3 separate regions of the Homo sapiens genome follow, and regions 2 and 3 are each linked to region 1. Evidence: read pairs that join two places in POLR2A ChIA-PET (ENCODE). Cell type or tissue: OCI-LY7. All regions are shown on one strand. Links, peaks and the distances in the headings refer to the core of each region. The heading gives the core; the rest is flanking DNA.

Region 1 (10,073 bases), core at 3,290-8,289:
AGAACATGAGGAAATACCCTGACTTGATCACCGCACATTCTATGCACTTAGCAAAATATCACATGTATTCCATAAAAATGTACAAATATTATGTATCAATAAGAATTGTTAAAAATTAAATTTAATGTTTTCTGCACACATAATAAGCTTGATAAAATGAGAATATGGGGAAACCTGCACCCAACAATTTGAGGAATTTTTTAAGCACAATTTTTTAGGAAAATTGTTTAGATGCTAGGCCCTAAAAGAAATCTCAACTCTACCAAAGAATCATTATCATACAGAATATCATCTCTCACCAAAATTCAATAATTAACACAAAGCATCAAAGAATACAAAAAAGTCTCATGTGTTTAGAAATTTTAGAAATTGCCTTAACTTTACAATTGGATCCATGCATATTAGAAAAAAAGAATTTTAAAAAAAGAATTAACTGAATAACCATGTTAAGAAATAAGAAATTAGTAACATGGTTTGATCCTTACATGTTTTCTCTTGTCTAAATATTATCTGTAAGTTGACAATTCCCAAATTTGTATTTCCAAACCACACATATCCCTGAAAGTGCACTTGATGTGTTAGAAGCAGTCTATAATGCTTTTCATTTTGAAGATGGTAAACTTTTGGATCCAGCAGTACTTTAGTACTTTTTCATTTGTAACTTTCTCCAGTATACCCACATCAATAAGACATGTGGCTTGATGTATTTAGAATCCTAAAGGTTTACATGGTCAAGTTACACACCCCCACTCCAGACATACAAACTCCCTATCTGACACCTCCATTTGGATGTCAAAAAGGACTCAACACATCCAAAATGGAGCTCTTACCCTACCCAAGCTTGTTCTACCTATAGTAATCCTCATCACCATCCTTCCAGCTGTGCAGGCCAAACTGACCTCTCCTTCTCACTCTCCAGTATTTGTCAGCAAATACTGTTGCCCTAAGTACATCCAATGTTCGTGTATCTTATCACCTCTTATTACCTCTACTGTTATCCACCTCGTCCACCCAAGTCTTCCTCTCACCTTTTTCAAAAGCTGACTCCTTCCTTCCATCCTGACTCTGCTTTAGTCTATTCTCTACAGCGGCCAGAAAGAACATCCTTTTAAAATGGAAGTCAGATCAGTCAAAGCAATCCAAACACATCCTCTTGTCACTTAGTCCTTACAATGGCATATAAGACCCTCTACCATCTAGCCCTCATAATATCTTTGATTTCATTTCCCTCTTGCTAATTTAACTCCCCCTCTACCAGCTTTTTGATGTTCCTTAAACATGCTAGGTATGCTTTGGCTGCAGGGCCTTTGCCCAGCCTGTTCCTTTGGCAAGGAATGCTCTTCCTCCAGATACCCAAAAGGGTAACTCCATCACCTCCTTCAAGCTGATGTTCAAATGTCACTTTTCATTAAGGCCTAAAGCAATTATTAAAAATGGCAACCCACTAGACCTCCAATACTGCCCATCCCTCTTTCCCTATTTTGCTGTTCTATATAGCACTTATTACCTTCTAATATATAATTTATTTATTTATTAAGATTTTTGCCTGTTTCCCACCACTAAAAAACAAGCTTCATGAGAGCAAAGATTGTTTTGTCTGTTTTTCTTTAAGTGAGGCCTGGAACATATTAAGTGCCCAATAAATATTTGCTGAATGACTGATAAACAGAGAAAATCTGAAGATAACGAAAGGAATAATAAGACAAAAGCAGGAATCAGTAATTATCTGTTTCATTTCATGATAATTACTAACAATTTTGACATATAAAGGAAAGGGCTGTTAAATATGATCCATTCTGAATGTCAAATATGCTAGGTATACCACTGGCCTTCCAATTTATAAATATGGTATACCTCTTCATTTATTTAGGGCTTTTAACATTTCTTTTTTGTTTGTTTTTTTTTTTTTGAGATGGAGTTTCGCTCTTTGTTTTTTATTTTTTTGAGATGGAGTTTCGCTCTTGTTGCCCACACTGGAGTGCAACGTCATGATCTTGGCTCACCACAACCTCCGCCTCCCGGGTTCAAGCGATACTCCCACCTCAGCCTGCCGAGAAACTGGGATTACAGGTGTGCACCACCACGCCGGGCTAATTTTTTATTTTTAGTAGAGACAGGGTTTCTCCATGTTGGTCAGGCTGGTCTCAAACTCCCAACTTCGGGTGATCCACCCACCTCAGCCTCCCAAAGTGCTGGGATTATAGGCGTGAGCCACTGCACCCGGCCCTAAAATTTCTTTCAGCAATACTTTGTAGTATTTAGTTTACACATCTTGCACATATTTCATTATATGTATTCCTACGTTATGTTTCTCAATGCTATTATAAATGGTATTGCTTTTTAAAATTTCATTTCCTAATTGCTGCTAATATACAGAAATGCCACTGATTTTTTTAAAGTGATCTATGTCCTGCAATACTGCTAACTTTGTTAGTTCTAGTACTTTGCTTTGTAGATTCCTTAGCATTTTCTATGTACACAATCACGTCATCTATGAATAAAGAAAATTTTAATATTTCCTTTTCGATCTGAATGCCTTTAATTTCTTTTTCTCGTATTACTGCACTAGCTAGGATCACTAGTAAAATGCTGAATAGATGCACTAAGAGTGACATTCTTGCATTGTTCCCAATATTAAGGTAAAATGTTCAGTCTTTTAACATTAAGTATGATGGTAGCTAGGTAGGTTTTTCATAGATGTGCATTTTCAGATTGAGAAGGTACCCTCTATTCCTAACTTTCTGAGAGTTTTTAAAAATGTGAATTGAGGGTTGAATTTTGTCAAATGCCTAAGATCATTTTCCTTCTCCTCGAAACATACCCTTTACAAATTCCTTTAGCGAGGTTCCTTTAGTAGTGAGCATTTTTATTCATCTGCAAATGTTTTTGTCTTTGCCTTTCTTGACAGGTATTTTCTCACTGGGTATACAATTTTAGGATTATTATTTTCCTCTCAGTTCTTGGAAGATCGTATTCCACTCTCCTTTGGTTTCTAATGTTGCTCTTCAGAAGTCAGCTCTCTGTGAAATTGTCAATTCTTTGTAAATAATCTTCTATTTGTTTTTAGTATCTTTTCTTTGTCTCTGGGGTCCTCTAGCTTTACTATGATGTGTGTAGGTATGAATTTTCTTTTAGATTCTTTTTTTTTTTTTTTTTTTTTGAGACAGAGTGTTGCTCTGTCGCCTAGGCTGGAGTGCAGTGGTGCGATCTCAGCTCAATTGCAACCTCCATCTCTTGGGTTCAAGTGATTCTTGTGCTTCAGTCTCCCAAGTAGCTGGGACTACAGGCACGCATCACCACACCTGGCTAATTTTTGTATTTTTAGTAGAGATGGGGCTTCACCATGTTGGCCAGCCTGGTCTCGAACGCCTGACCTCAAGTGATCTGCCCACCTTGACCTCTCAAAGTGCTGGGATTACAGGCATGAGCCACCATGCCCGGCCTAGATTCTTAATTAAGATTTGTTGACCACTGCTATGAACTTGGGACAATTTCCATTCATTATCTTTTGGCCTTACCAAGAATTTTTTTTATTTTGTCCTTCTGGAATTCCAATTATCTGTAGGTTTATAATCTCTAAATCTAATCTGATATTTACCTTATCTAATTGAGGTTTCTATTTTTTTTTTAATTCCTAGTTTTATTTGATTCCTTTTCAGATTTTCTGGTAATTTTTATATTCTTTTGTTTCTCCATACTTTATACTTTTAACATACTCCTTTTTTAAAAAAATATTTACTTTATATGCTGTATTTGATAGTTCACACTCTTTGTAGGACTTTAATGTATTGTTCCTGTTAATTCTTACACAGGCCAGCTTATTTTTTTCTTACGTGAGTTCAAGTTCCTTGGAACTTATCTGTGGAGATTACTCAAGGCTGAGGTTTTTAAGTGCCTTTCTTCTTCTTTTTTTTTTTTGAGATGGAGTCTCGCTCTATTGCCCAGAATGGAGTACAGTGATGCGATCTCGGCTCACTGCAACCTCCACCTCCCAGATTCAAGCAATTCTCCTGCCTCAGCCTCCCATGTAGCTGGGATTACAGGCACCCGCCACCACACCCAGCTAATTTTTGTATTTTTAGTAAAGACAGGGTTTCACCATGTTGGCCAGGCTGGTCTCGAACTCCTGACCTCAAGTGATCTGCCTGCCTTGGCCTCCCAAAGTGCTGGGATTACAGGCGTGAGCCACCACGCCCAGCTTAAGTGCCTTTCTACAAAGAGAATTTATGTTTGCTTCTGACAGGTTTCTGGGAGCACCACCCAAATAGAGAAGCTTTAAATTTAATTAAATTCCTGAGTTGGGATTTGGGGGCTAAAAATATGGTATAAATTCTGGTTTCAAACCCATGTGAAAGTGGGCCTGTGGTTAGGAATTTCTCTTTTAGGCCTTTGTTCTTTGTAATTATAAATTATAACATGCTTCTACGCTGATTTTCTCAAAGGGGCAGGAATAAAATGTTTATGTTTCCTACCTGACAACTTGGTAAATGTGAGAGGGAATTTGAGGTGATCAGCTTATAAATTAGAGTGCCCACACAACCAGATGAACAATACATATTAATGTCCTAAACCTATATGGAAACACAAAAGATTTTCTTAAAAGGTATTCTTTTGTTCAGCATCGTACCATTTATTTGTATTTATTCACTTCATTTATGTGAGAAATGCATAGATTATGTCAATATAAATCAGTTTCATACCCTAAATTCACGTTGGTTCAAATTTAAGGTTACTTTTTTTTTGAGATGGAGTTTCGTTCTTGCTGGCCAGGCTGGAGTGCAATGCGCGATCTTGACTCACTGCAACCTCCACCTCCTGGGTTAAAACGATACTCCTATATCAGCCTCCCAAGTAGCTGGGATTACAGGCGCCTACCACCATGCCCAGCTAATTTTTCTATTTTTAGTAGAGATGGGGTTTCATCATATTGGTCAGGCTGGTCTCGAACTCCTGACCTCAGGTGATCCACCTGCCTCGGCCTCCCAAAGTGCTGGGATTAGAGGCGTGAGCCACCGCGCCCAATCGGGTTACTTTTTTAATGCTTCCATATGGAACTGATACTTCATACAGTATCAGTTTTAGATTTTAAGCTTTCAATAGGGCTGAGCTCACTCAGATAACATCAGTAGCAGTTTAATCAATTTCTCAAAATGAAGACTTTAAAAATTCATCTCAATAAACTCTATGGAGAAGCTCTTCACAAGAATGTTTTCCTTGTGATAAACTGGACACAGGAAATGAGTGAAAAATAACAGCTGGATTTATATAGAATTAAACATGAGGTGGTCACAGCTTAGAAGAAATAACTAAAGGGAAAAAAGAAGTCCCTTAAATTCCAAAACAATTCTATTTAAAAAAGTGAAAAACCAAGGATGTAGATTATTCAATACAATTTAACTGAACATTTCTTTAAATTCATGCTTGGAGCCAAAGTCTCCAGTTTTACCCTTAGGATTATTCCATTAACATGATCCAAAGGGGAAAAAGCGAGACAAAAGAAAAGGGCCACTTTACACCAAAGGAGATGCCTTATTCCAACCTTATCTTGACTTCCAGGATTATTTCTGGTAGTAAAAGACAAACTTCTCTCCAAAAACTCATAAAAAATACAGATTTTTACAGTTTGAGTAACTACTCTTTGGTTGCCTTCCAAAGCGTCAGTAGGACCAGCAAAAGCATACCAAATCAACAAGCAAGGTCCTATAATGTGACCTTGAACAGAGGGACTACAAGAAAGTTGCTGAATTTAACCTAATTCAACTAGAATTTACAATTGTGCTCCATCCTCTAGAAACACAAATCAGTATAAAGTTCAGTCCCACAAACACATGGAATCTGCCAGGCACTAAAGATGTACAATCCCAGCCCTTAAAAAGTTGAAGGTGCAAAGAAAGTGCTTACAATCTTCAAGAAGTCCTGGTTTAATACATACTCAAGAAATCCTTAAGGAAAGAGATAGCATTTTATTGGATGATCAAATGACTGATAAAACAATAAGAGCTCAAGGAATTTAGGAATGCAAAGAAGAGATCCATATGAGTTAGCTACTTGGAGGGTTTAAGGAAGGTTGCATGGACATACCAGGATTTAAACTGGACTCCAGGATATAGAAAACCTGTAAATCTGAAAGAGACAAGTAGGACATTCAGGAAAGCAGGTAGCCGGGCTGGGACATCATGAGCTAGCTTGGTGGAAAGGGCAATAAAGTTTTAAAGGGTAGGAAGGCAGCAGGTCTGGCAGAGCAGAGGCTTTGTCCTCCATAAATTAGTAGTAGAAGATAAGATTCCAAAAGTAAGGTGGGTCCCGATTACACAGGCCTTGAATTCCAGCACGAGGAGTGCCTCCTTCATTCTACAGGCAGTGAGGTTTTGTAGATTTTTAAATAGGGAAGTAATATGACAAAGGCAGTGACTCAAGAAGATTAATTTGTTAGAAATATGTAGACAGATCAGAGTTTTGAGAAGAATGAAAGAGAGCTAACACAGCAGGTTCTAAACTCAGGCACCAGTCAAAAGTGGGCAATGTGAAGACTTGCAAAGGTGCGGAGAAATATTCAAATTATTCTAAATTGCAGTCAGTATACAAATCCTATTAAGAAATTCCATTCAAATGAAATACAATCCTGAGGCTCAATGTCTGCATGAAATTATATTACAGGTATAACTTAGGTTTAGATAGGGAAGAAATAAATGTCAAAGAGAAGCAAATTTCTCCAATACTATGAATGATTACTTTTTAAGGATTTTTAAAACAATCATAATGAACTAGAGAACCATTGCTTTCAACTTCAATTTTTGAATTATTGGTCTAGCACTGTAAAAACACAGGAAATAGGTCGGGCTTGGTGGCTCACGCCTGTAATCCTAGCACTTTGGGAGGCCGAGGCAGGCGATCACTTGGGGTCGGCAGTTTGAAACTAGCCGGCCAACATGGTGAAACCCCGTCTCTACTAAAAATACAAAAAAATTAGCTGGGCATGGCTGCGGGTGTCCGTAGTCCTAGCTACTTGGAAGGCTGAGGCAGGAGAACTGCTTGAACCCAGGAGGTGGAGGTTGCAGTAACCCGAGATCACACCACTGCACTTCATCCAGCCTGGGTGACAGAGCAAAACTCCATCTCAAAGAAAAAACAAAACAAAACAACCAAAAAAAAAAAAAAAACCCCACAAGAAATAAAGCCTGCCTCATTCTGACACACTGATATCATTTAATAACCTGAATGCCTCATGAATATCACTACTATTAGTAAGTCATGAACACATATAGATACACATGCAGTTATGCATTCTGTAAGTATTTAAGATCTACTATCTGCCAGACCCACGCCAGATAGGGAGATAGAGCAGGAAGTAAAATAAAGTCCTTGTCTCTGGCAGTAAAATGAGTTTGGTGGGGAAAAAAAAAAAAAAAGCCTTGCTTTCAAAGAACTTACAGTCTAATAGGGTAGAGATTATAAACAAATACAAAAATGAATTTTTAAAATGTCATATAATGGCAAGTGTCATGCAGAAACTGAAACAAGGTAAGAGGAAACAGAGTGACTGATGGTGCTATTTTAGATAAAAAAGTTACAGAAAGTATCTCTGAGAAGCTAACATTTAAGGAGAGATCTGAATAACATAAACAAATAAGCCATGTGAGTATGAGGATGAGGGGCACATCAGGCAAAGGAACCAGTAGTTGCAAAGGCCCTGAGGTGGACGCACACTTGGTATTTGCAAGGAACAAAACCAGAATAACAAAGGAGGATAGAGCAATGGGAAAGTGGCAGGAAATAAAGTTAGAGAGGTTGCCAGGAACCAGATTTTATGGGGCCTTGTAGACCATTGTATAGACTTCGGCTTTTAAGTGTAAGGGGAAGTCACTGAAGGGATAAAAGCCCCCCCACCCCCCACAAAAACAAAAAAAGACATGTGCTGGGTTATGTCATAGGACAAATATATTGTAGTGCTAAACGAATTTACTAGATCTGAATTTTCATCTCTGAATTTTCTTTGCATACATCTAACACCCTTTTAGGAACAGATGATTTGTATTGTAAGTTCACATAAAAAGAAACATCTTTGAAAAAAATCTTTTTTTTTTTTTTTTTTTTTGGTGGGGACAGAGTCTTGCTCTGTCACCCACGCTGGAGTGCAGTGGCTCTCGGCTACTGAAACCTCCACCTCCCGAATTCAAGCGATTCTTGTGCCTCAGCCTCCTGAGTAGCTGGGATTGCAGGCCCCACCTCCACGCCTGGCTAATTTTTGTATTTTTAGTAGAGATGAGGTTTCACCGTGTTGGCCAGGCTGGTCTCCAACTCCTGACCTAAACTGATCCGCCTGCCTTGGCCTCCCAAAGTGCTGGGATTACAGGCGTGAGTCACCGCGCCCAGCTGAAAAATCTTAAAAGGATTTTTCATTGACATTATTATCATTAAGCAGGATATAAAAGTGGGTTGAATCAAAGGGAATATATCCACAGTTGTGGCTACTGCTAAGGATTTGTTATACATAGAAGATGACTGTGCCCTATACAGGACTCAATGCAAACACAGAAGGCAAGAAAAACAAAAAGCAGAACAAACACACCGAAAAAAAACAAGGGAGAAGAAAGGTAGAGTATGAGAAGGAAGAAGAGGAGAATTGCTCAACAGATTTAATAGAATCCCTATCAAAATCTTTTGTTAAAATTGACAGGTATAGACTAAAATGTGTGTGGAAATGCAAAGGATTAAAATACCCAAAACAATTTTGAAAAAGAAGAGAACTTACACTACCCAATTTCAAAACTTACTGTTAAGTTATAGTAACCAAGATCATATGGTACAGCTATAAGGACAGATACACACATAGGTCAATGGGACAGAATTGAGAAATAAACTCATATTTATAGTCGGTTGATTTTGACAAAGATGGCAAGACAACTCAATGGTGCAAGGAATGGTCTTTTCAACAACTGGTGCTTAGACAAGTGGATATCCATGCATTTATTTATTTATTTATTTATTTATTTATTTAAGACTGAGTCTTGTTCTTCTTGCTCAGGCTAGAGTGCAATGGCGCAATCTCGGCTCACTACAACCTCCCGAGCAATTCTCCTGCCTAAGCCTCCTGAGTAGCTGGGATTACAGGAGCCCGCCACCATGCCCGGCTAATTTTTTGTATTTTTAGTAGAGATGGGGTTTCACCATGTTGGCCAGGCTGGTCTCGAACTCCTGACCTCAGCTGATCCACCTGCCTCGGCCTCCCAAAGTGCTGGGATTACAGGCATGAGCCACTGCGCCTGGCTGCTTCATTTCTAAGATGTTAACAACAGGGGAAACTAAGTGCAGGGTGTACAGAAACTCTGTCCTATTTATGAAACTTCTGTAAATCTAAAACTAAAATAAAAAGTTTATGTAAATATTTTTAAGTAGGCAAAATATCTAAATAGACAATTGTACCAAAGAAGATATGTGGATGGTTAATATGTACATGATAAGGTACTCAATATCATTAGTCATTAGGGAAATACGAATTAAAACTACAGTAAGATCCTACCACTCACTAACTAGGATGGCTATAGTCCAAAGAATGACAATATACCAAGTGCTGATGAGAATGTGGAGAGACTGGAACTCTTAAGTATTGCTGGTGGGACTGTAAAATAGTCCTGTCACTTTCTTTCTTTCTTTGTTGAGACAGGGTTTCACTCTGTCATCCAGGCTGGAGTGCAGTGGTATAATCCTGGCTCACTGCAGCCTCAACCTCCCAGGCTCAAGTCATCCTTCTACCTCAGCCACCTGAGTAGCTGGGACCACAGGCATGCATCACCCCACCCCGCTAATTTTTTTGTATCTTTTTTAAGTAGAGACGGGGTTTTGCCATGTTGCCCATGTTGGTCTCGAACTCCTGGCCTCAAGCAATCCTCCCACCCCAGACTCCCAAAGTGCTGGGATTACAGGTGTGAGCCACCGTGCCCGGCCTCCCATCACTTTAGAAAACAGTTTGGCAGTTTCTTAAAATATTCAACATACCCTTGGCTGGGCATGGTGGCTCACGCCTGTAATCCCAGCACTTTGGGAGGCTGAGGCAAGCAGATCACCTGAGGTCA
Region 2 (10,073 bases), core at 4,204-9,203, 660 kb after region 1:
TTTTTTTTTTTTTGAGATGGAGTTTCGCTCTGTCACCCAGGCTGGAGTGTAGTGGCACGATCTCGGCTCACTGCAACCTCCGCCTCCCAGGTTCAAGCAATTCTCCTGCCTCAGCTTCCTGAGTAGCTGGGATTACAGATGTACCTGGAGTGGCAGACAAGCACCACCATGCCCGGCTAATTTTTTGCCTGGATAATTTTTGTATTTTTAGTAGAGACAGGGTTTCACCATGTTGGCCAGGCTGGTCTCGAACTCCTGACCTCAAGTGATCCACCTGCCTTGGCCTGCCAAACTGTTGAGATTACAGGTGTGAGCCACCGCGCCTGGCCCATTCCCTTCTTAAGACTCCTATATTTTCACTGTATTTTCTTTTCTTCTCCTGCCAGGCTTCACCTTCCCACTTCCCTGGGAAAGAACCCACCCCACCCCTACAGACTCAGGAGAGCGGAGTCCATCTGGGCTGCCTGAGTCACCGGGGTGAGCAGCTCCTCCCTGGCCAGGGTGAGCGGGCTGGGTTTGGGCCAGGCTGGGGAAGGGCCTCGGTCAAGTTGGTAGGTGGGGGTCCTGCCTTCTGGTCGCAGCGCTGCCTCTTTCTTGCCGTGTGACCTTAGAGCAAAGCATTTCTGCTCTTGGAGTCTCAGTTTTTTCCTCTGCAGCAGTTGAGGATTGAACCACTGATCTAAAACGTCTCTTCTCGCTGAGAAGTGGTGTTCATCTTGTCGGCTGCCATTTCTCATGGGGTTCGAGCCATAAGATGCCAGGTGTCAGTCACCTCAGAAGAGAGGGTTTTGTTTGTATTTGGTGGGGTTCTTCCGGGGGTACCGAGGCTGAGGACTGATGGATCGAGGCGGGTGGATCACTTGAGTTCGGAGTTCGAGACCAGCCTGGCCAACATGGCGAAACCCTGTCTCTACTAAAAATACAAAAATTAGCCAGGTGAAAAATTAGCCGGGCATGGTGGTGCTTGTCTGTAATCCCAGCTACATATGTAATTCCAGCTACTCAGGAAGCTGAGGCAGGAGAATTGCTTGAACCTGCGGGGCGGAGGTTGCAGTGAGCCGAGATCGTGCCACTACACTCCCGTGAGGGAGCAGCCTAGGGACTAAGGCCCGCTGGCTCCGCGAGATCAGCCAGGCCCGCATCATCCCCCAATTACCTGCAGAGGGCGCCGCAGACACAGAGAGGGCGAGGCCGAGGCCGAGGCCATCTAAGCTTCTGGGAAGGGGGTCCCAAAGGGAGGCCCCGAGCTGGAGTCCAGGGGGCTTGGAAGGAAGAGGTGAGGACAGCAGAAAAGGAAACGCAAATTAAAAGAAGGGAACGAAGGCTGGGCGCGGTGGCTTACGCCTGTAAGTCCAGCACTTTGGGAGGCCGAGTCGGGAGGATCGCTTGAGGTCAGGAGTTCAAGACCAGCCTGGCCAACATGGTGAAACGCCGTCTCTACTAAAAATACAAAAAAATTAGCCAGGAGTGGTGGCAGGTGCCTGTCATCCCAGCTACTCCGCAGGCTGAGGTGGGAGGATCGCTTGAGCCCGGGAGGTGGGGGTTGCAGTGAGCCGAGATCGCGCCACTGCACTCCAGGCTGGGTGATAGAGTGAGACCCAGTCTCAAAAAAAGAGAAGGAAAAGAGAGAAGGGATGGTGGCGGTGGGGGAGGAAGGCGGTTCTTGTAATGATCCGAGAGGAGACCGCAGCACCGGTTACGCCCTCGAACCTCGGCCTCCTCATCTGCAGAATGGACGCAGTCCACACCGCGTGCTGTGGAAGGGTTGGAGCGCCGGTTTACATGACACAGGGCTATCGGCTAAGGGGGCGCTGGGAACGTGGAAGGTGCTCTATGGTGGGGCGCTGTAGGGTGCTCTTGGGCAGTAGGGTTGGAGTCAAATCTGGGTTGAAGTCCAACCTAGGTTGAAGTCCTGGCTGCCACCTGACCTCTGCCCCTCAGTTTGCTCATCAGTAAAATGGGGTTAAGGAGGCTGCCTCGCCCAGCTCCACGGAGCCGGAGGTGATGAAGGTCCTGGAAGAGCAGAATTCAGAACCCGAGCTTTGGGCGGCGGAGCAGGACAGGGCGCGGGTGGGCGCGGCCTCCGGGAGGCCAGCACGAGGGGGAGCGGCGGGGCCCGGACACACCCAGCCAGAAGGAGGAGGCCGACCCCGCGCCGACTCCGCAGATGCCGCTCGGGACTTCGTTGTCCCTCCAGGCGCCCGCCCTGGGGTCCTCCATCACCCGCCGTCACCTGGGCGCGGGGAAGCTGGCGGGAGGGGAGGCGGGGCTTGGCGGCAGCGGCGGGTGGGGGCCGGGGAGCGGGGGCAGGGGCGGGCGGACGGAGCGCGGGGCTGGGGACCCGGGGTCCCAGAAGGGGGCGCGGGGACGGGGTCCGAGGAGAGGGGGCCGGGGCGGGGCAGGGCGGACAGGGCTGGGGGCGGAGGTCCGGGGGTGGGTCCGGCGGCGAGTCCGGGTCGGGGCGGACAGAGCAGGGGGCGGGGGTCCGGGAGGAGGGGGCCGGGGTCCGGGAGGAGGGGGCGGGGCCCGGGGGCGGGGCCGGGGTCGGCGCCCTGCGGGGAGGCCGGCCACGTGACGCCCGCGGCCCGGCGGGGCTGCCAGGCGGCGAGCGCCGCGGCGGCCCCGGGAGGTGGCGGCGGGCGCGAGAGCCTGGGCCGCGCGGGACTGACCGTCGGGGCCCCGGGACGGCGGCCCCGGGGCGCCCATGCCATGGAGAAGCTGGCGGCCGGGCTGGCCGGCCTGCGCTGGAGCATGGGCGCCTTCCCGCTCGACCTCATCGTCAGCCGCTGCCGCCTGCCCACGCTCGCCTGCCTTGGGCCAGGTACCGGGGTCGCTGGAGATGGGGACCGGGGTCCGCGGGGAAATGGTGGGCTCTCCAGCCAGGGGCCAGAGGGATCGTGAGGAGGGTGCGGCACCCGCACCCTCCCAGCTCCCCGGCGTGGGCCCCGAGCGGTTCCTGGCGCGCCTCCCGGGAGACGCGGGGCCCACCCGCCAGGTCCGCCTCCTGGGCCCCGCGGACAAGCACAGGCACAGACACCGGGGACAGGGCCCGGGACAGAGTTTTCCCGCCCAGCTGGAGTCCGGAAAGGGGCCGAGCCCCTGCTCCCGCCCCGTCGGTTGCCCCCCTTTCCCCCGCTGCCCCTGGGCCCCCCGCCCCGGCCGCGCCCCCTTGGTCCCTTTGTCCCTGGCCTCTCACCTCTGTCTTCCCTCATCCCTGGGACCCGGACTCTGTCTTCCCCTTACCGCCACCCCTAGTCCTGCTCCGCCCCTCTGGGGACCCTTCTTGCACCTCCTTTCTCTTCCCTAGGAGCAGCCTCGGTCCTGGGGCGGGCAGGCCACCTTCGGGAGAGGCCGGCGGGAGCCGGGTCTGCTGCCCGGCGTGACCCCCAAACTCCCGGCCCTCCCCCGAATCTTGTCCCACTTCTTAATAGGACCTGGGGCCCCCAGCCGCTCGGCTGATGGAACCACGCATGGGGGCCCGAGAGGGTACGCCCGGAGGCTGCATGGAGCGAGGGGACCGTTTGGGGGGAGGGGGGTGCTGCTTGGTTGGGGGATGGGCGGTAGCCGGGGCTGGCAGCCAGGCCGGGGGTTTTGTGTGTGAGAAGAATAGGGGTTTGGCCCGCGTTGGCACACTCGCTTCCATGAATGCTAATGGGGCCCGCGGCCGCAGGCTCCTCGTCTCCCCGTGGGGCCCGGCAGCCCCTCCTCCGTGGCGGCCAGGAGTGGGCACAGTGGGCGTCAGCTGTCCCGGGAGCAGGCTCATGGGGGAGCATCGGCGCCCCGCCGTCGGGCAGGCCAGCGTCTAGTTCTCTGGCTCGCGGCCGAGTGGTCAGAGTGTGGTACTGTGTCTGCCTGTGAATGGAGGTCGCTGCCCTGGGGTCTTCTGGCCACTTCCCACACATCCTTTTTGGCATCTCCCCTTTCTGGGCAGCTTTTCTGAGCTCCTCGGTCTGCGTAGGGCCTCCTTTGGGCTCCCCGGCCACCTCATGCCAACTCTGGCTTGTCTCCTACTGTGCACCCCATTATAATGGTCAGTCAGTTTATTGTCTTTAGACCTGGCTGTGGGCTCCTTGAGACCAGGCATCCTTGCCCAATAAAGATTATGGATTGAATGAATGGGTGAGTGAATGAACAACTGGTGTGATGGCCCAGCTGTCTGTTGTGTGTGACAGTGTGTGGCTATGGCTGGGTCACCATCAGGGTGTGAATGTCTGGTCAGAATTGTATGGCTTGAAGGGTAGGTCCCTGTGTGCCTGTGCATTTGGGAGGGGCCCCTTGGCCGGAGACTGAGTTATGTTGTTTGGGTGACAAGCATCTGTCACTGTGGGCTATTGTGGTTCAGCTGTTGGTGGTCATGAGCCATGATTACTGCTGTGTGCCCATGTGGCTGTGAAGATGGGGCTAGGACCCAGGACAGCTCTCAGAGGAGGGAGCAGAGTTGGAGGAGAGCTTCTTGGGCCCCCGGAGGTGAGGAGGTACAGGGGAAAGCTTAGACAACACCCCCAACACACACATAGTGGGGGCCAGGCCCTTCCTGTGCGTCTTGAACCGCCCGCCACCCTGCCACACACACACACACACATACACACACACGCCTACCCCACATGTACACATTTTATGGAGCCCCCAGCCATCAGAGTAAACCATTTCCCATTTGATTGGCAGAAATTTTGTAAGTTGTGCCTGAAGGAGAAAGGAAGGAGGTACTCCCTACCCCCACCCTCCCCACCAGCTGCAGCCCGGACACAGCCCCTTCTGCCTCCTGGAAGCTGGGCTGCCCCTCCTGCTCCCCTGGAAACCGTTGCTGGGGTTGGCGCCTCCAGGCCCAGACCCCTCCCAACTCCCAACACCTCTGCCCCAGAGCAGCTTCCCCCAGGCCCCAGGGCTGGGCCTCCCACTCCTGCCTTCTAAACCTGCTCTCTCAACCCCTCCAACCCTCAGCCGTCACCCCTGTAACTGGGAGGATGAGGGGGCGTGGGGAGGGGGTGTCAAGGAGCTGCTTCTCTGAGATGGGGTTGGGGGTTTCTGGGGACTCCCCCCTCTCCTTCGAGGTCCCCTTGACAAGGCAGTGGGTGGCTTCTCTGAGATGGGGTTGGGGGTTTCTGGGGACTCCCCCCCTCTCCTTCGAGGTCCCCTGAACAAGGCAGTGGGTGGAAAGGAAGGGCTGCCCTTGGGAGAGGCAGTAATCAGCTGCTCTAAGCCCTGTCATTCTCCTGACCTGAGCGACCCGTGGCTCTGGGGGAGCTCTCACAGCTGGGACCTTATAAGGGACAGTCCCGTCCGGGCCCTCTCCACTGCCCCAGTAGGGCCCTTCTTGCAGGGCCTAGGCCCTGACTGGGAAGCACAGCTCCAGCATCTCCTGCTCAATAAAGTCTCCCTTCGCCACCACACCCCCAGCTGGAGCCTACTGCTGCCCTCCGGGTCCCCAGACATACTCCAGTCAGTGCCTCAAACTTGCCTAGTCTCTGGTACATCTCTGCCCACCTCCCCAGGGGCCTAAGGGCTCCTGGAGGGCAGGGGCTGGTCTGGGCTCATCCATGGGGAGCTCCCCCTGCTCCAGCTCAGAGCCAGGGACAGCAGGCATTCCAGCCACTGATGAACGAGGGGCCCCGTCGGGAGTCACAGCCCTGAGAGGCTCACAGCCAGCCCCACAGCCCCAGGCCCCAGCTGGCAGCCCGCCTGTCCCTTGAGCTTTGCTGACCTGGACAGGGATTGTGTGGAGCTGTCCCTCAGGGGGGCGGTCTTGGTGAGGACGTCACTATCTGTTCTTTCTGCCCCTTCTAATGTCCTGTCTTCCTTCCCCTCATCCTCTGTCCTCCTCCCCCTTCCCAGGGGAGTACGCCGAGGGCGTCAGTGAGCGAGACATCCTGCTCATCCACTCCTGCCGGCAGTGGACAACGGTGACAGCTCATACCCTGGAGGAGGGCCACTATGTCATCGGGCCCAAGATCGACATCCCCCTGCAGTACCCAGGTGTGTCCAGCCAGGACAGATGTCATAAAGCCTGTAGGGGGGTGTAGGCAGGAGGGACTGGGGCCAGGGGTAGGGGGAACGCTGGGACTAGCGAGGCGGTGATTAGGGTTAGGGTTGGAGTCAGAGCCCAGCAGTTTTCATTCTGTTCTGTGGCACTCTGGGTTTCTGGAGAGGTGGCTCACAGGTTTTTTGATTCACATTTTATTTTAAAGTAGATTTGAAACTAATGATTAAAAAATACCCACACTCTTAAATTACTACACATCAGAGCTTAACCCTAATCAGAGGCCTTCAGGGTATACCTTCGGCTGCCACGCTTAGCCATCTTTGTGCAGACCCTCCAAGAGAACATGTCCTGCCAGGACCTTTTCTGTACCGCGCAACCAAATACCGCAGAAACCAGCGAATGCCCAAGCTGGTTACATGGCTGCACCTCTCCGCGCTGATCCTGTTTTTCCCAATTTTTGCGTTAAACCTATTGTTTCCATTGGTTGACTTTATAAGTGAATATTAAAAATTTTAGACTTCTAAAGATTATGCTAATGGACTACCTTTATTAGTTTTATACGTGACGTTGACATATAATAAGATTTTGTTTGAAGAAAGGATTCTGTTACCAAAACAGAGTACAGCCCCTTCCTTTTACAGATGATGAAACGGAAGGCTTGGGGGAGGAGGTGACTTGCCCCGTGTCACACATCTAGGAAAGGAAGAGCCTGGCCAGATCCAGGTATCTCAACTGAGGGCTGGTGTCTGCTGCACTACACCAGGAGCGTGTGGTTGCTGTCCCCTGTGTGGGAGGGATGGGAGTCTGGTGGCCCCATCCCAGAGACGTCCCCGTGTGAGCCCCGGATCCCACATCTGCCATGTGTTAAGCATGTGCTGCATGCCATATGCTGGGCCGAACATTTTTGCCATTTCATCCTCATGGCAACCTGATGAGAAAGTCTTGTCAACTCCATTTAACTCACCAGGAAACTGAGGCTCCAGGAGTTTCAGTGGCTTGCCCAGTGCCATGTTTTTTATTTCATTTTTTGTGTTTTTAGAGATGGTCTCCTTATGTTGCCCAGGATGGTCTCAAACTCCTGGTCTCAATGAAGCCTCCTGCCTCAGTCTCCCAGAGTGCTGGGATTATAGGTGTGAGTCACTGGGCCAGGCCCAGTTCTGTGTGTGTGTGTGTGTTTTCTGTTGCTCAGGCTGGAGAGGAGAGGCGCCATCTTGGCTCACTGCCTCCGAGGTTCAAGGGATTCTCCTGCCTCGGCCTACCAAGTAGCTGGGATTACAGGTGCCTGCCACCACTCTCTGCTAATTTTTGTATTTTTAGTAGAGACAGGGTTTCACCATGTTGGCCAGGCTGGTCTCAAACTCCTGACCTCAAGTGATCCGGCCGCCTTGGCCTCCCAAAGTGCTGGAATTACAGGTGTCAGCCACCAAACCCAGCCCAGTTCTGTGTTTTTAACTGCTGTGCCCAGCTGCTCCTGACAACCCCCTCACCAAGGCTGGGAAGGTCCCATTGCTTCTTCACAGGTACCCCTGCCTCCTCTGGCCCTGGGTCTCCCTGAGCCAGGAGGACAGGACTGAGCCCTTTACAGAGGCTTCTGTCTTTTACAGCCTGTGAAGTTGGTACCTGTGTACTCCACCCCCCAAACCCTTAAAAGATGTGGAAACTCACTCAGATTTCTTTCTGACCTGGGGTTCTATCTTGGGCTTGGAGCCCACTGGGGGCCTGCTCAAGCTAGAAATTTCCAAGCTTGGTTCAGGGGGAGGTCCCAGGTCTTCTTGGGATAAAAAAAGCAAAAGTTGCCTGAGCAGTGGCTCTTATATGTAATCCTAGTGCTTTGCTGAGACAGGAGGCTCCTTTGAGGCCAGGAGTTCCAGGCCAGCCTGGGCAACATAGCGAGAACAAACAAAAACAAAAACAAACAACCCCCCCCCCCAACAACAAATAAATTAGCTAGGCGTGGTGGCGCAGGCCTGTAGTCTGGCTACTGGGGATACTGAAGCCAGGTGGGGGGGATCCCTTTAGTCCAGGAGGTTGAGCCTACAGTGAGTTATGATGGTACCCCTGCATTCCAGCCTGGGAGACAGAGCAAGATGGTGTTTCTAAAATAAATAAAAATTAAAAAGAAAAGAGAAAAAGAAAGGTTGGGAAAATCCCTCACTGAAAAAAACGTGACTTTAGGGACTTCATTTTGGTTGTGTCATTAAAACTCTGGGAACCCAAGGCACAGTCTCCCAGGGAACCGTGGGTCCGGGGGCTCCTAGCTCTTCCTCCCATCTCTCTGGCGCCCCTGCGTGCCTGTGTACGGTGGTGGTCTTGGAGGGGTGGTGGTCTTGGGGGGCGCGGCCCCAGCCCCATCTTTTCGCGGGGCTGCTTCTGTCCGCCCGCACGGGGGAGGGGAGGAGGAGGCGGAGGCGGAGGCAGAGGCCCCTAGGAGGGCGAAGGCCGGCGGGTTAACGAGGAGGCGCTGAGTGCACGGCTGGGCTCCACGCTGATTTCTCCTAATGAATTAATAATGGCGCTCGGGCGGGCGGGGGTGGCCGGCTGCGGACCGCGGAGAGAGCCGAGGGGAAGGCCGTGGAGGGAGGAGGACGGCGACTCGCGCCGGGTGGGGCTGAAGGCACTGCGGGGTGACTCGGTCTCCAGGCTGCGGCGCTCTGCTCCGGGAGTCAGGGAGACCTGGCCTGGCCCCGTACTGTCCCCCGTCCCAGCCCCCGCCCCTGGCCCTGCGGGAGGGGCCAGGCGTCTTCCCTGAGCATGGTGCCACTTCCCCAGTGTTGGCCTTGTTTCCTGCTCAGCATTTGGCAGATGCGCCTCTGGCCCAACTAGGATGTTTCCATTTTACAGACGGGAAATCCGAAGCCCAGAGAGATTAAATAATTTGCCCAAGGTCACACAGCTGGCTAGTGGCAGGGTGGGATTCAGCCAGATTTGTCGCACTCCAAAGCCTGAGCTTTTACCCACGTTCTTTACTGAGTGTGTGCTGTGGGGCAGGCATGGAGAAGGGTGGTCAGCAATCCCCTGCCACAGCCCTCAGGTGCTTGGGGCTGGAAGGGAGGAGCGAGGCAGCCATGTGCTCTGAGGGCAAGGACAAGGAGGAGGGGCAGGTCAGGATGGAGCAGGTCCTTAGAGCCGTGGGGGACCTCAGGTTCCATACAGGGGGAGGCAGGAGAGGAAGCCGCCCCTGGGCTGGCGGGGAGGAAAAGGCTTCCAGGGTCCAGAGCATCACTCCCTGGAGGGCTCCCTTCCTTCCTCCCGCAGTAATGACCGGCGCTGGGCTTCAGGCTGCCGCGGAGGGGGATGGTGCTGGATGCCATGGTTACATCGATCTTTCCTGCCACATCCTCCCCCAGCTCCAGCCCTGACTTGGCTCCAAGTCGCCCCACAGGGGGCAGTGGGCATTGCTCCCTGCCTGGCTACTTGTGGTTGGGGCAGGGGCGGGGGTGGGGGTTGTGTGTGGACTTGGGGGAGGAGGCGGGAGTGAGGGGAGGAGGCTACTCAGTGCCTGCAGTTCCTGCTTCCCAAGTCCTAGACCCCTGCTTCTTGCCTGCCCCCCTCCACATTTTTCCTCTGTTGCCCTCTAGGGCTGTGGCACTTCAGAGGCCTCTTCCCAGGAGGGTCCCAGGGCGGGGAGGGCAGGCCTGGGGGCTCCCCCGCCAGCGTTCTCCTAGTCATTTCCCCTTGTTCTGGGCTCTCATTTCTCTCCCTGCTCCGTGATGATGCTTCAGGCCCTGACCTCTGCTCCTCTAACCCTGCACCATGGGTGTCTTCATCTGGGTCTCTCGCTGGGTTTAGGGGTCTCCAGGAACCCCCAGCACTGAACACACAATTGTGTGTGTGTTCATGCTAGGAGCACAGTGTGGGCATTTTTCTGGGATGAACATCCCCAAAGGGTCAAGCCCCCTGCTCTTCCTCTTCCCTGAGCCATCTCACTTGCCTCACAGCCGAGGCTGCCACCTGTGGGCTGGTGACCTTCAGTCTATTTCACTGGCCAGTCTATTTCACTGGTGGCACCCACCCTAGGAGCACCACCTGAAGGCCCCTTTCTTGGCCTCTCCAGGATCTGCCTTGGCCCCACAACATGTTTCTTCTGGGTTCC
Region 3 (10,073 bases), core at 2,416-7,415, 76 kb before region 1:
GTCAGCAGCATTTGTGTTCCCATCCTCCCTAGTACGACACCAGCTGTACTAACACCACAGACTTGCAGCAGTAAACCACAGAGCCACCCAAATCTCAGCCTAACTACATTGAGAAACTAAAATAAGTTTTTAAGAGAACGAAAATCTCTATACATCTAATGATTTTTTTTCACCTGCACAGTTTAAATTCTTTATGACTCTACTATGACAACTTTTATTGATGATATAAATCTAAACAGTAGAACATCTACAGAAAACAATAATCTCCATTCTCTGGGAAAAGAAACAAGAGGCTACACAGAATCCTAGATGATAGCAAATTAAAAATCAACCTAAACAGAAAGAATCCACTATTTGAAAATCTAGAAATCTGGTGAGAAGTCACTAAATGTAGTTTCCATAATGTCTTAACTTACAGAAGAGTGCGTACACACACACACACACACACACACACACACACACACACCCCTTTCTAAGGCTCATAGGCAATAAGACCCTAACAATGGATCAGATCACTTCTGTGAAGACTTCCCCATTCCCTCCAAAACACCATCAAACATGGTGGTGACGCTGCTCTCTATTCCCATTCTCATCCTATGTCCTTAGTTTCCTGATTCTTGAGACACTTTGTTTAGAAGCCATGGTGCAAGGGTTTCATGTCTCAGAGATGCGCACAGGAAGCATCCTTCTCCTTCGGCAGAGCCCTGCATTGACTGTAAAGTGCCAGGAGAATATACTCACAGCAAAGGCAAAGCATTCTTCCCGCCAAGTGTCTCTAAAGTCAGACAAATTAGCAAGTTAAGAGACAGACTGCAGCACAGTGGTCTTCTTAAAGCAATCACAGAAGTATAAACAGTGCCCTGCTGGTCCTGGAGCTGGGAGACTGGTATTTACCAAGTTCTGTGATAATGGCTGACATTCTTAGAGTGATCTCTAATGGAACCCAGACATCTGAAGCAGCAACAGAATGGGTGAACTCTTCAGTGGTCTGCGCTCACAGGATTGTTTATACTGAACAACAGATTCTACCCCACTCCTTTGGTTTCCTCAGATAAGTTCCATCCATAGTAGATTACATGTGGCAAGTGGTAGAGTGTCCCTACTCACCTCAGCAGCCGCAGCTCTGCCAGCAGCGTGGGGTTCTGCTGTGCCTTCTCAGGGGTGGGCTGGGAGGCCTGCTCGTGTTCCAGGCGGAGACGCTGAATCTCCTGCAGGATCTCTCTAGAGAGGATGGGTGAACGGAAAGGGGCTGCACAGTGCTTCTCACTCACGCTCCCTCTTTCCCTATTACAACTTTTCAACTCTAGCAGTGCCTCCTCTACCAATCTTGTTTTGATTGCTTCCAAATGGCCAAGAGGTGAAATGGACACCTTCTCAATACTGCTTCACCTGACATTTCCTCAACAAAGCAATCCTTTGTGGTGGAAAAAGTCATAAAAATACTCTTCTCAAGGACCTGAAAAATCTCCAAGAAAGGAAAATTACAGCCAGAATACTTTATTTACTCCGTTCCACTCAGGCAGGAGGAAAAGGGAACTCCTTGCAACCTCCTAATGCAGGTCCTGTGCTGACTTCCCTTAATCCTTCCCTGCCCCTTCCTTCCCTCTGTCCCCGATGCCCCAGTAGACAGCTATGTTGCTTCTATCTATGCCTGTTACCTTAGGTCGGGTCTCCACATCCTGGCTTCTACCTTTCAGTACATAATGGTGTGCTGTCTGCTCTCTGTGCCGTTAAATGGCATTAATTTTTTTTTTTTTTTAAGGAGAGACCAGACAGTCCTACATAGCATAATGGGTCAGGACAAGATGACTAGATACAGCAAAATGTTGCTGGGAAGCAGAGTGGAAAACGCAATTGTGAGAGGGGGTCACACGGATGGGTGGGAGGAGGCCCTGCTAAAAGGAATCCCCCGAGGGCAGGTGAGCAGAGCTGTGGACTACCAGAATCAACAGCATGCAGACAGACACAAATCAGCGTCCAGGGCATTCCCTGGACTTGGGCTAGCCTAGGTTCACTGAGGCAAGGTCTTCCTTGGCGGTCAAAAGCCACCTAGTATCCAAGGAAAATGAGAATCAGATACGCACGTGATAATCCTGGACTCTGGAAGTGGGCTCAGCCTCTGCGTTCTTACCTGTTTTTGTTTTCCAGTTCTGCAATAAGCTGTCTTTGTTGTTTGTTGGCATCAAAGTTAAAGCTCAAGTCAGTGGGAGGACGAGTCTAAAGTGGGGAAGTCGGGAGAAAGTTTTTTTTTTTCTGATCCAAATATACCCAGAGTTCTAGATTGACTGATTTTTAAAAAAGATTTTTGACATATAATTTACATATCATAAATCCACCCGTTTTAAGTATACAATTCAATGAGTCTTAGTAAATTTAAACAGTTGTGCAACCAATCACCACAGTCCAGTTTTAGAACATTTTCCATCACCGCAAAAAATTCCCTCATGCCAGTTTGTCACCAGTCGCCACTCCCACCCCCAACCTCAGGCAGCCATGCGTCTGCTTTCTGTCTATAGTTCTGCCTTTTCTAGAAACTTCATATAAACACATAGTCTTTGGTTTCTGGCTTCCACTTGGCATAATGTTTTTGGGGTTAATTCATGTTTTTCCATGAACTAGTCTTTTTTTTTTTTTTTTTTTTTTGAGATAAGGTCTTGCTCTATCACACAGGCTGGTATGCAGGATGCAGTGGCATGATCACAGCTCACTGCACTCTTGAACTCCTGGGCTCTCACCTTGGCCTCTGAGTAGATGGGACTAAAGGCACATGCCACCGTGCCTGGCCTAGTAGTCCCTTCTTTTTTATTGCTGTATAGTATTCTATTGTTTCCAGCTTTTGGTTATTATCTATTGTTTCCAGCTTTTGGTTATTACAAATGAAGATGCTATGAACTTTCATTCACAAGTATTTGTCTATGTATGTTTTCATTTCTCTTGGGTAGACACCTAGGAGTAAAATTGCTGAATTATATGATAACTATAATTAACATCTGAGGAACTCCCAAACTGCTTTCTAAAGTGGCTGTACCATTTTACAATTGCATTAATAATAAATGAGATTTCCAATTTCTCTACATCTTCACCAACACCTGTTGTTTTATTTACTTTTTATTTTTTATTTACTTACTACTTTTTTCTTTTAACCATCCTAGTAGGTATCAAGTTCTCAATAGTAAATTTTTTAAAAATTAAGATATAATTTTCCTACCATAAAATCCACTTTTAAAAAGCATATAATTCAGTAATTTTTTTTCCTTTTTGAGACAGAGTCTCACTCTGTCACCAGGCTGGACTGCAACGGCATGATCTTAGTTCACTGCAACCTCTGCCTCCCGAGTTCAAGCAATTCTCCTGCCTCAGCCTCCCGGGTAGCTGGGACTACAGGTGTGCACCACCATGCTCAGCTCATTGTTTGTATTTTTAGTAGAGACAGGGTTTCACCATATTGGCGAGGCTGGTCTCAAACTCCTGACCTCAAATAATCCACCCACCTTGGCCTCCCAAAGTCCTGGGATTACAGGTGTGAGCCATCAGGCTTGGCCGAATTCAGTAGTTTTAATGTATTCATGAGGTTGTGAAGCCACCACCCCAAAAAGAAACAGCATACCCATTAAGTAGTCATTCCCCATCCCCCTTCCCTCGCCCTTGACCTCCATTATCCATCTCTATGAATTTGCCTATTCTGGATATTTCATATAAATGGAGCCATACAATATTGACCTTTTATGTCTATCTTTTTTCACTTAGCAAAATGTTTTTAAAGTTCACCCATGTTGTACCACATATCAGTACTTCATTCCCTTTTACAGCTGAATAATATTCCATTACATGGATATACCACTATTTGTTTACCCATTCATCAGCTGATGAACATTTGGGTTGTTACCACTTTTCAGCTGTTTTGAATAGTGCTGCTTTGAGCATGTATGTTGAGTTATGTTATTATTTCTCTTGTGTACGTACCTAGGAATGGAATTACTGGGTCATATGGTAACTGCCTTTTGAGAAACTGCCAAACTGTTTTCAAAAGTGACTGTATTATTTTACATTCCTGCCAGCAATGTATCAAGGTTCTATTTTTTCCACATCATCCTAATGGGTGTGAAGTGGTATCTCATTGTAAGGCAATTCGTATTTCCCCAATGACTAGTATGTTGAGCGTACTTTCATGTGCTTACTGGCCATTTGTATATGTTTTGTGGAGAAATTATGTGATTGTGATTTGCATATCCACTGATATTTCTGACCCTTGTTAACTCCTTTAAGAATATGGTAGCCAGCAGGTGCGGTGGCTCACACTTGTAATCCAGCACTTCGGGAAGCCGAGGCAGGAGGATCATGAGGTCAGGAGTTCAAGACCAGCATGGCCAACATGGTGAAACCTTGTCTCTAGTAAAAATACAAAAATTAGCCAGGTGTGGTGGTGGGCGCCTGTAATCTCAGCTACTTGGGAGGCTGAGGCAGAAGAATTGCTTGAACCTGGGAGGTGGTGGTTATAGTGAGCTGAGATTGTGCCACTGCACTCCAGCCTGGGTGACAGAGCGAGACTCCATCTGGGGAAAAAAGAAAAAAAAAAGAATATGGTAGCCAATGAACATGAGTAGGTGGTGGCTCCCTTTTATTGATTAACCAGAAAGGCAGCTCTCACTGAGGGCTCCACGATGACCCTGCTTCACTCTGTACACTCTTGGCTCTGCCTGAAACATGTTGTACCATGAAGACCTTGTTTCCTGTCTAGAGCATGAAGATTCAGTAAGTCTTTTCATGTGGCAGTTTCTAAATAAACAAGGGCAAAACAGCATAGCAAATCTGGGTAAGAGGCTTTTTACCAAATTATCAAGTGTTTTTCTTTTTTAAAAGAAAAAAAAAACCAAGATGATTTTTCTTCCTCCAGAGAAGCATGGACTGGCAGCCTACTGAGTAAATTTTCTATATTGTAGTCAGTCTTGTGAGAGCCTGAGTTGAGTCTCAGAAAAGTAGCTTGCTTGAGACTGAGGCTGGCTGTGAAGAACAGGTTTGCAATTCCTGAAAACTGGAGCTAAAAGTAACAGCTGCTTAATAGAGTGAGACGAGGGAAAATTATGGGTCAGGAGGTAAGCTCTGAAAGAAATTTGCTTCATATGATGATGAAAAGAAGCCCTGTGGCACTTCTCTGGAAGTATCTAGAGAAGCTTTCTGGTTTTGAGTAACTGCAAAGCCAAGGGATCTTCCACAGAGGAGGTTAATATAGGAATCAAGTCATTATCAACAGAGATTCCTAATCAGGTAAGACTGGTTGGCTCCAAGAAGCACTGTAATGCAAATATAAAGAAGTAGGGGTGGAGGAAGGTTCCAATCCTGAGGCAGCAGTTCCCCTAGGGGCAGCTGGTGTCCCGGCAGGACTCCTCAGTGATGAGTGTCCAGTGATGGCTTATCTCACTCAATCAAACTTTAAATACAGTCAAGTATACATCAAATAACAGAAACTTAGAACTTTTATCTATGTACTTTTTTTTTTTTTTGAGACAGAATCTTGCTGTGTCGCCCAAGCTGGAGTGCAGTGGCATGATCTCGGTTCACTGCAGCCTCCGCCTCCTGGGTTCAAGCGATTTTCCTGCCTCAGCCTCCTGAGTAGCTGGGATTATCAGCATGTGCCACCATGCCTGGCTAATTTTTGTGTTTTAAGTAGGGACAGGGTTTCACCATGTTGGCTAGGCTGGTCTCAAACTCCTGACCTCAAGTGATCTGCTCACCTCGGCCTTCCCGAGTGCTGGGGTTACAGGCATGAGCCACCGCACTCAGCTTTTATTTACAATCTTAAACACCATAGTGCTCATTAAGAAGAAGAAGAAGAAAAAAGCCAAGTCTCTTCCTAAAATGCCTTCAGGACACTGAAGGGAAAAAGACGGGAATGATTTCATAACAACATAGGAGACTTTGTTGATCCAGTTCATAAAGACATAGGATGCTTTGGCCAGAGAGACATGAAGATGATTTCTTTCAAAAAATAAGTAGTTCACACATTTATTCAACAGATACTTCCTGAGCTCCTACTATGTGCCAGGCACTGCTCTACCAGTTAGGGATGTTCTGGTGAATAGCCCCACCCCCATGGAGCTCAGATTACACTGGGAGAAAAATAAGAAACCCAAAAAATAAATATAGACATCAGCAGGGATAATGCAATAAAGAAATGCAGGGTAAGGAAACAGTGAACCGGGACAGAAAATTCTTTTTAAATGAGGTGGTGATGAAAGGGCTCTCAGAGACTCAATGAAGTGAGGAAGCCAACCAGGTGAAGGTCTGAGGGAAGGCCTGCTGGGCAGAAAGAAGGGCAAATGCAAGGCCCTGCAGCTGCTTGGGCTTGGGGTGTTCAGATCAGTGCTGACGGAGGGAAGGAAGCTGTGGTAAGAGCGAGGCACGGGGAGATGAAGGGTCTAGACCAGGGGTATCCAATCTTTTGGCTTCCCTGGGCCACACTGGAAGAACTGTGTCTTGGGCCACACACAAAAAAACTAATGATAGCTGATGAGCTAAAAATAAATAAATAAATAAATACACAAATCACAAAAAAATCTCATAATGTTTTAAGAAAATGTATGAATTTTTGTTGGGCCACATTCAAAGCCATCCTGGGCTGCATGCAGCCCACAGGCCATGGGTTGGACAAGCTTGGTCTAGACCATACAGGGCCTCTGAGCCATGGAGAGGAGTTTCCATTTCATTCTGAATGTGGTGTGAAGCCACTGTAGGATTCTGGGCAGGGGAATATGAAATTTGATTATATGTGTTAAAAACACTGTTCTACATTTACATAAATAAGTGGCTGAGTAATTTAATACATGGGGAAGAACAGACAAATTTCCCATACAGAAGAATTCCAAATAAGGTATGGACATACTCTGCCCTCAAGGAGGTGAAGCCTAACTCCCCATTCCTTAAGAGAAGCCTGTGCATAGTGACTTCCTTCCGAAGAGTCTGTGTGGAAAGGAAAAGGAATAACTTTATGTTGGAGAAACCTGACGAACACTGCCACAGCCAGGTGATCAAGGTCAGCATCAACAGTGACAACTCATGTTGATAGTAGGTACCTCTTGATACGCCATGATGAAAATGGCACTTTACCTTTTCCTTTCCCAAACCCATAACCCCAGTTCTAATCAAGAGATAAACATCGGACAAATTACAGTTATTAGACAGTCTATATCTGACTAGTACTCCTAAAAATTGTCATGGTCATCAAAAACAAGGAAAGTCAGAGAAACTGTCACAGCTAAGAGGAGCCTAAGATGACATGACAACTAAATGTAATGTATCCTGGATGGAACAGAAGAAGGACATTAGGTAAAAACTTAGAAAATATGAATAAAGTATGGACTTTAGTTAATAATAATGTATCAATATTGCTTCACTAATTGCAATGAATGTACCATACTAATTCAAGATGTTAATAACAGGGGAAACTTGGCTGGGTTGCTCACTCCTGTAATCCCAGCACTCTGGGAGACAGAGGTGGGAGGTCATTTGAGGCCAGGAGTTCGAGACCAGCCTGGTCAACACGGCAAAACCCCTACTCTACAAAAAATACAAAAAAAATTAACCAGGCTTGGTGGCGCGTGCCTGTAGTCCCAGCTACTAGGGGGCTGAGGTGGGAGGATTGCTTAAGCCTGGGAGGTTGAGGCTGCAGTGAGCTGAGATCACACCACTGCACTCCAGTCTGAGTGACAGAGTGAGACCCCGTCTCAAAATAATAATAGGGGAAACTGGGTGTAGATTATAGAGAACTCTCTGTACTATCTTTGAAATTTTTCTGTAAATCTAAAACTTTTAAAATAAGGTTTAAAAAATAAACATTGCTTTGGCTACTCGGTGGAGAATTTAGTGTAGTAGGAGAGGAATGAAAGTAGGGAGACGAATTAGTAATCCTAGCTTTGCTACTTTCTGGCTGTGCCACATTGAGTTATTTTACTATACCTTTATTTTCTTGTCTATAAAATGGGAATATTTAGTGAAAGTGATGTGGAGAGGATTTAATGATATAATGTAGGAGGCAGCACAATGCTCTACAAATGCTGATAATTATAACTCAAAATAAAATTGTATCTAATAAACTTATTATACACCTCTTATGTGTAAATCCAGCAAGTAGCAAAGGCAGAACTCTTAAACTGAAGATAAACACTGCAAAGCTTACTCATAAGGAGGACACATGGTTCTGGGGTTTAATAAAATTCTAGAATCTTGGTAGTCAAAGCATTATGTTCACACCACTAAAACTCAAGGAAGTTCCCAGGTCCAGTGAGCAACTCGGGGGTTGTAGCATCTAGAGCAAAAGATGCCCAGAAAAAAAACTAAAGCTGAAGGCCTCTTAATTGATCTCTACTTAGTGAGCATAGCAGGTATACTGGAAGGGTCTCGGCTTCCTGTGGAAAACACAGCTTGCGTGCTTAACAAGACTCGTCTGTTCCTCACTGGAACAAATGCACTTGCAATTATGTCATCTAATTAAATAACAAATAAACCAGTGAGATACGAGGATGAAAAGAGGGTTTCTATTTCTAGGAAAACCAAGTTGAATGAGTTGGAGACTCCATAGAGATGGGCTTCTAGAATAAAATGGCACTGACTTAGCTGAAGGTAAGACAGCTGTAAAGATTTGGAAAAATTATAAAGAGAAATTTTGTACTCTTGCATCGTAAGTTAGTAAGTTCTCATTTCATTGTAAAGGACTGAAAAAGGAAGCTGAACTTGCAACATGTGAGAACATTTTGTGCAAAGGAGACAACCTGGAGCTCCAGAGGACCTACACTCAGTGAATGGGCTTGGTCCTACATCCAAATATACATGAGGACATGCAGAGAAATGTTCAAGTATATAGGTATCATTTTTGTGGTTCCCTATTTTAACTTATTTAAAAATGTAGTAACAGTATTTTTAACATAGGCAAAAGGAGAGAAAATAATGTATTTCCATATACTCAAACTAGGTTAAACAGTTACAAAGATTTTTGACACATTTGCTTCATCTATCCCATATTTTATTTCTCTCTCAAGTATTTTAATGCAAATTCTTGAAAACAATCACCCCTACAGACGTCAGCAGACATCTGCAGAAATATTTTAAGCCAGCTTTTGATTGCTGACCAACCTGTGGTACAGGTAACAGGACTCCTACTGGGTACCAAGTCATTCACCTACAGGCCTACCTTTCCCCTCTCTTTGCTTCAACCCAGAAGACCTCAAGGCAAATAAACTGATTCCTGGATCCTGAGTGGTTCCTGGTTCACGTGGAAGGACATCTCTGAAGCTTCAACTCAGTGATTTACTTCCCCAAACCTATTCCTTTCATCCTTACAATGAAACCACCTGTGTAACAACCCGATTCTTTGAACGTTTTCTGGGAGTCCAGAGCAAGCCGAAACTTTCAGTGAACATCCTAAGGCAATCTGTATTGAACCAGGTTCACTCCAAAAACCCAGTTGGGGCCATTTCTCAAGGAGCTCAGAACAACCCGAGGAATGGATTCATGGGCTGTCCTAAAGTAGCCTTACTCACAGGTATCAGAGAATTCACTTGCTTCTAGGCCCTTGGATTGCTTTAATTCTTTCAATTTTCTTTTGTTCAACAACATAAAAAATATATTCTACTTATTGCAATTTTTACATGTCACATTCTGAATATTATCCTGTACCAGTGGCTTCTTGGTTGTTATATAACTTGTTTGGTAAAGTTATGCTGACAGCTTTAATGAGGCGATGTCATGTGATGCACGAATTTCCCCTGGTGCTGAATGTGGACATTAGCAACTCAGTATCGTGTGTTAGGGCAGTGGAGAATCAGGGTGTATCTAATAAATTCCTTCATGGAGCTCTCATGCCATTAAGCAGAATTTGCTCTTTCAAGAAGTTTCTTGATCACCTCTGAAGTAATAAACAAAACACTTAACAGGGTCTTAACAAAAACTTACAAACTGAAAAGTTCCAAATCTGTATCAAATTCAAAGCCAGGGTTGTTTTCAATCAGGGAAACCTGAATCCTAAGGAAGAACCAGAAATTTTTTTTTTCAAAGACACTCAGGCATCATAGGCATTCCTA

Evidence for each region. Peaks named below come from ENCODE experiments on the same cell type or tissue, not always from the same donor. Only the 100,000 strongest peaks of a DNase experiment are listed, where the experiment ranks them.
Region 2: POLR2A ChIA-PET joins it to region 1 with 5 read pairs; 2 of 35 experiments call an interaction of 5 or more read pairs at or near these places.
Region 3: POLR2A ChIA-PET joins it to region 1 with 5 read pairs; 3 of 35 experiments call an interaction of 5 or more read pairs at or near these places.

What each region holds. Positions count from the first base shown.
Region 1 is chr2:25,506,608-25,516,680 of GRCh38, forward strand. The region is part of intron 9 of DTNB (dystrobrevin beta); the gene reads right to left. Among named protein-coding and RNA genes, the nearest start is that of DTNB-AS1, 91 kb to the left of the region's middle. In OCI-LY7, for the core only: no CTCF peak of the experiment used is centred there; no DNase peak of the experiment used is centred there; H3K4me3 peaks cover 670 bases; H3K27ac peaks cover 818 bases.
Region 2 is chr2:26,170,512-26,180,584 of GRCh38, forward strand. It overlaps GAREM2 (GRB2 associated regulator of MAPK1 subtype 2), which reads left to right and starts at 2,577. Exons shown (of 6, transcript NM_001168241.2): 1 at 2,577-2,821; 2 at 5,833-5,973. The coding sequence starts at 2,710. RefSeq lists enhancers at 5,039-5,577, 7,899-8,814, 8,815-9,730 and a silencer at 8,535-8,654. In OCI-LY7, for the core only: no CTCF peak of the experiment used is centred there; no DNase peak of the experiment used is centred there.
Region 3 is chr2:25,431,779-25,441,851 of GRCh38, forward strand. DTNB (dystrobrevin beta) reads right to left here. Exons shown (of 21, transcript NM_021907.5): 13 at 2,132-2,217; 14 at 1,108-1,221. LOC124900608 (a long non-coding RNA gene) reads left to right here and starts at 1,323. Exons shown (of 2, transcript XR_007086247.1): 1 at 1,323-8,616; 2 at 8,707-9,857. In OCI-LY7, for the core only: no CTCF peak of the experiment used is centred there; no DNase peak of the experiment used is centred there.